Linked DNA regions of Mus musculus: region 1 is linked to region 2. Evidence: chromatin contacts called from ENCODE Hi-C or POLR2A ChIA-PET data. All regions are on one chromosome and are shown on one strand. The core of a region is the stretch at or near the end of the contact, and the rest is flanking DNA. Distances in the headings are between cores, read along the strand shown. Region 1 holds the start of Tnrc6c (trinucleotide repeat containing 6C). Region 2 has its middle 4.5 kb from the start of Mir6516.

Evidence for each region. Hi-C counts contacts between places; a loop is a spot of excess contacts on that map. ChIA-PET counts read pairs that join two places held with the same protein, here RNA polymerase II (POLR2A).
Region 1: a loop to region 2 is called in a map of regulatory T cell, with 2.1 times the contacts of the local background. The contact joins the promoter of Tnrc6c here to the enhancer-like site in region 2. A Hi-C loop is called at or near these places in 1 of 37 maps with a recorded cell type or tissue (regulatory T cell). POLR2A ChIA-PET finds 5 or more read pairs at or near these places in 1 of 5 experiments (Patski).

Annotation. Positions count from the first base shown.
Region 1 is chr11:117,652,938-117,655,714 of GRCm38, reverse strand. Tnrc6c (trinucleotide repeat containing 6C) reads right to left here and starts at 1,426. Exons shown (of 22, transcript NM_198022.2): 1 at 1,029-1,426.
Region 2 is chr11:117,080,458-117,083,157 of GRCm38, reverse strand. No RefSeq gene overlaps it. Among named protein-coding and RNA genes, the nearest start is that of Mir6516, 4.5 kb to the right of the region's middle. Within about 2 kb of position 1,332, at least 3 of the 3 ENCODE cell types and tissues checked have a DNase peak (open chromatin) inside an H3K27ac peak, as active enhancers do.

The DNA of each region.
Region 1 (2,777 bases), core at 177-2,676, 570 kb before region 2:
CACCTCATTTCACAACTGTAGGGGGCCCTCGGGGTCGCCCATGGCTCACCAAACAACGCCACACTGCGGATCGGTGTATGCCACCCTTTGGGAACGCACGGTCTGCAGGGGACCATGCAAGGGGAGCGGGTATCATCCACCACTGCATTAGTTTTAAGAGAACGAGAGAGCGAGCGCGGGGGTTGGGGGGAACGGCTAAGTGTCCGACCCCTGGGTCCCCATCCCGATGTCGCACGCCCGGCCAGGAGCTCGCAGTCCGTGCCTCTCCTCCGCCCGTCAACCCCGGCCGGCGCCGCACGCGGGTAGCTCGGGGCCGCCGCGCTCCGGCTCGGCCGAACAAAGGGCCCGAAGACCTCCGGGCGCTGCGGCGGTGGCGCTCTCACCTGGGCTCCGTCCCCGGCGGCGGCTCCGCGGGGCTCCGGCGGCGCGGGCCTGGCGGTGGAGAGGTCGCTCTCGGCCGCCCGGGGCCCTCGGGGGCGCTCCGGCGGCGGGGGCCCGCTCAGTGCCGGCGCCGCAGGATCGAGTCCGGGCGCGGGCGGCGGGTGGGCGGCGGCACGTCCCGGCAGGTCCAGGTCCAGTGCCCGCGACGCCGCGACGCGCCCTGCTCCTAAGTCTCGGCGGGCCGCGGCTCGGACGCAGCCCGGGTCTGAGGCGGGGACGGCGATGGGCGGCTGGGCGCGGGGCCGCTCCGCTCCCTCCGCCTCAGGCTCCGGCTCGAGCGGGCCCGCGGCGGCGGCGGCGGGAGCGCGACGGCGCGAGGACCGCCTGTCACGGGGGCGGCCGGGGTGACCCGGCGGCTCTCAGGGCTGCACGGCGACGCGGACGGCGACGGCGGCTGCGGCTCCCGGGGCCGTCGCGCTGAGGTGCGGAGCTGCCACCGCGGCCATCTTGTTGCTCTAACTGACAAGAACCCCCCTCCCCCCGCTCCAGCCAGACGCGGCGCTCGCGCCCCCGGCCCCGCCCCGCGTGGGCCTCCAACAGGAAGTCGTACCGGCCCCCGGCACGTGACTCCCACCGCATCTGCATACCGGAGGGCGGAATGGCCAATCAGCGCCCTGATCCTGAGCTCCGCCTCCAGGCAGTGCTCCCGATCCCATTGGTTCGTCACGAAAAGACCACGCCTCCTCCTTCTCCCCTAATACCCGCCCGCGCTGTGGTCGTCCAGACCGCGCGTGGAGCGCGCGGGGGTGCGAGCTGCGCGTTCTTCACGCGCCTCGGACGCGCGCCTTTCCTCGGAGCTGACGCTCCTTCCCGGTCAATGCGGAGAGCCGTGCGGAATTCTCCCGTGGCCGCTTGCCTTCACGCTTTTGGGCACTGTGACTCCGCGTTAGCTTGCGCACCAAAGGGCCGCAGATTCAGTTCTGCGTAGCCGCCTCCGTTCTCCGGTTCTGCGCCCCGCCGTATCCCGGGTTTGCGCAGCGTTTTCGCCCGGCGGCGCTGGCCCTCTGCGCAGCGGCGCCCTGAACCTGGCGCACGCACTGGCGCGCCTCCGGCCCGTGCCGTGCACACGCCCTGTACCTCCCTACGGTGCACACTCGTACGTGCGCGGGACGCGGCCTAGAAGCTCGCTGCGCGCTCCTCGCGGCATCCTCTTGGCCCCCTCCTTCGCTCAGAGGCTCCCCGGGGATTGCTCTGACGCGAGCCAAACAATCCCGGCTGCAAAGCAGCCCCCTGGGGAGGCCTGCTTTCCCCGCAGCTACTCCACCCTACAGCGAACGCAACCTGCCCACCCCAAGCCCTGGGCTGAGACTACACACCCCGCATTTTCTTCCTGGCTCTGGGAAGCCCGCGGTGGTCCTCCATTCTTTGGCTCCTCCTTGGTATACATATACGTAATAATCTGGTGGGTAAGGTCCGAAGCACTGTGCGCTCCGTAGAGTCCCTTTCAAGTTTCTGTTCAAGCCACGGGAAGATTTTGAAAGCTCATATTTTTCTCCACAGAGGGTGATGGAAGGAGCCTAATTCCTCTCCACCACCACTCCCGACCCTGATGTTCTGGTAGATCCGCGATGCTTCTGAAAGTTGTCAGTGCTGTAAGAGGCCATTCCCTGTCTATGTGTTCCCGTCTGGAAGAAGAGACAACGCTCTAGTAGTACCTTCGAGATGCAGTTTTGCTGCCGCCAGTGTCATGTTTTGAAATGTTTGTGGAGAAAAGGGACACAACAGACTTGCTGCTCTCGTTTCCCTTCAGGGTCCCGTGAGCTCTGTACACTCCTTTCTTTCTATTATATTTTAAGCCTTCTGGTCGTCAGATTTACTTACTCTCCGAAGTCGGCTTCAAACGTCTGTTGTGTATTTTTCATCCTGCAAACCCATATCCCCTAGAAAGATCTGATGGCAGATGTGGCTCTCACAGAGACTTCTGCCTTTTCTATTCAGCATTTTATTGACTTCAGTTTAATTCTTGACTGCTGAGAACCTGTATCTTTTGTGTCTCAAAAGTCCAGATATTATCACATGATCCAGGAAGGAGCACAAATAGCATCCTGCAGTTACACAGCATGCACTAGGTAGATTGCTAAATCCATGAGGAGCCCAGAGTCTGGGTGCAAACAACACTGTAAAACTTCAGTTATTGGAATATTGAACCAAAATGACGTCATTTAGCATTTGTCCTTGCCATTCATTGACTTTGTGACCATGACCTCTCCTCTCTTCCAGCTTTCTTTGTGATCGTCCCCTCCCCTCGAGCTTACTTAGCCTGGCACAATAAGGATCTCTTCCTACCTTAGATATCCTAACACCACTAGAAAAGGTGGGCTATATCTTTTGGAATG
Region 2 (2,700 bases), core at 83-2,582:
GGGTGGTGTAGCTCAGTGGGAGAATATCTGCCCTAGACGCAAACCTTAGCACAACGCACACGTGCATGGATATACACACACACACACACACACACACACACACACACACACACACACACACGCACACACACTCTGAGTCTCGAGCACACATGCGCAGTAGGCTTCTAGATAAAGTGAATGGTCAAGGGCTTTATGTGGACTGTCTTTCCCTGTCTGTGTGTTCTACTTTCCCGTCCCTCAGGTAAAGACTGGGGGGGTCCTCTCAGTGGGCACATGCAGCAGGGTTAGAAGAAAGGCTTCTCATGTAAGCTGCATCAGGAGAGGCGAGCTTCCCAATCCCCTCCAAAGAAGAAAGCACGAAGCTAACTAAAGCCTCCCGCTTGCCAGTCCAGGCTGTTGGCCCCAGGAGACTTGCCCAGCACCCCAAAGCCTCGCTGCCCTCCTCTCTGCAAGAGGCTCCACTTACTCTCTGACCTTAGGTTTTGCTAAAGGTCACGTCTCTGGCATTTCCTGGCTCTCTTACCTAGGACGGAAAACAACAGGAGCCTGACTGCTCTCCTTCCCCACACCTTCTCTGATGCATTTCCTGCTTTCCCTGAGGGATGGGAAGTTCCCAGAGGGCTCTGTAGCCGGATATGGCCAGCAGTTAGCACCCAATTACACTTCACTGGGGTCCATCAGAAAGCTCAACTAAATGAGTTTGATCCACCAGAAAGGCGTTAACCAGGTTCAGAGAACCACACTTCTGGAACACCCGGCTTTTCCTTTCCATTCGACCTTGGCTTTCAAGGGCATGGCAACCATTGATCTAACATCGCTGGCTCTGTCTTATCTGTACTTTTCAGCATTAAGTTGAGCTGTTCTTGTCTTGGATGCTTAAAACCCAGCGGTTCTCAACCTGCGACTCTTTAATACAGTTCCTTACGCTGTGTGATCCCCATCCATAAAATGATCCTTTGTTGCTACCTCATAACTGTAATTTTGCTATTATGAATCATTATAATTTTTGGAGACACAGGTTTGCCAAAAGGGTTGCAACACACAGGTTGAGAACTGATGTGAACCCTTGCAGCTGGGGGAACCCACCCACAGATTAGTAGAACAGCATCCTGAGGAGTGTCTGCATGGAGAGGCACATTAGAACATGCCCTTGCCCCCAACTGCACAAGCCCAGAATGGGGTCAGCTGCTCCAGGATGTGAGCGTTTCCTAGAGACGGAGCACAACTGGGACCAACTGACGGATTCCTAAGCAAGTGCCCCACCCTGCCGCTGCACCTCCCGCATAGCTTTCTGATGAAAGAAGTCTTGGCTTCAAACACAAATGGATTCTACCCTTTGTAGTACTGGCTGTTACAAGAGCGCCTGGTGTGGAACTGCGCCCTCTAGTGGACAGAAAGAGAAGCAAAATTCCACAAGCGCTTTAGCATTTTAAGGGCTTCTTTCTGCGTGTCTCAGAGTTATTTTTCCTCAAGTGCTGTCCACTTTGCTTTTGAGACATGTTCTCTGACTGGCCTGGGGGTTACTATGTAGGTTAGACCAGGGGCCAGTGGGCCCTAGGATCTGCCTGTTTCTGTGACTCCTAGGTTGGTATTAAACACGTGCCACCATGTCCAGATTAGTTTTACTGGGTTCTGGGAATCAGAGTCCTTGGTTTGTCCTTGCTTCTCGAGGCAAGCACTCTACCAACTGAGCTATCTCTCAGGCTCTAAGGCTTTCTTGACCACTAATTTCATGGGGCTGTTCTAATTCTTATGTAATCCAGGGTGGCAGCGGGCCAAGCCAGCCCAGGACTTGCCAGAGGCTACATCTTAAGCATGCCTGTGGGGTCAACTAGTCAGCGCCTATCATGTGTAGGCAGCCACAGGGCCAGGGGATCTGTGGAGTAGATAGAAGGGTGCAGGGCTTGGCTGGGAACTCTTGCAGCCACATGCAATACTCTGGGCTTCAGTAGCAGCTGTAGGTCCTCGAGTTCCAAAGGCGGCCAGCGAGCCAGAAGGCTACTGCTGAGCAGTCAATAAAGATGCCGGCAGAGGAAGAAGCCACCTAGCTGGGGGTGGCATTTCAGAGGGAAGAGGACGGATGTAGAGGCCACCCTGCCCTGGGCAAACATCTGCCTCAGAAGTCCCAGCACACACTCAGCATGGTGGTGACACCTGTACCAGCCATGAGCATGAATTTGAGGCTAGCTTGTACGACAGAGTGGGATACTGTCTTAAAATCCCACTGGGATCACACGGAGGCACATGCCTGTAATCCCAGTTCTTGTGGGAAGGGTTGCGGGGAGTTTGAGTCTAGCCTGGGCTACACCGTAAGTTCTAAGTCATTCAGAATTGCATGTGAGACCCTGTCACAAGTCCCAGACCAAGCACTGAACTCCTGGACCCTCCAGCACCCTCCTTGGACTGACCGGAAGAACCGTGGGCTCCGAGTATCCCCACCAACCTCAGCTGCTTCCCGTCAGTTTTCTGCTGATAACCAGACACACGCTCAGAGGGGCCCAGGAGCTGTGTGCTCAGAAGACTTGTCAAACCAGGACTGCGCTGGTCCTCTGAGGACCTGTGAACAGAAGTCCCGGGCTGCTCAGACAAGCTGAGGGCAGATTGGAGCCACCATGAAGACACTGCGTTCTGTGGGCAGGAAAAACACCCCACACTGGATGAGTCAGGAACCTGCCACCACAGCAGTCTACTCCAGAAAGA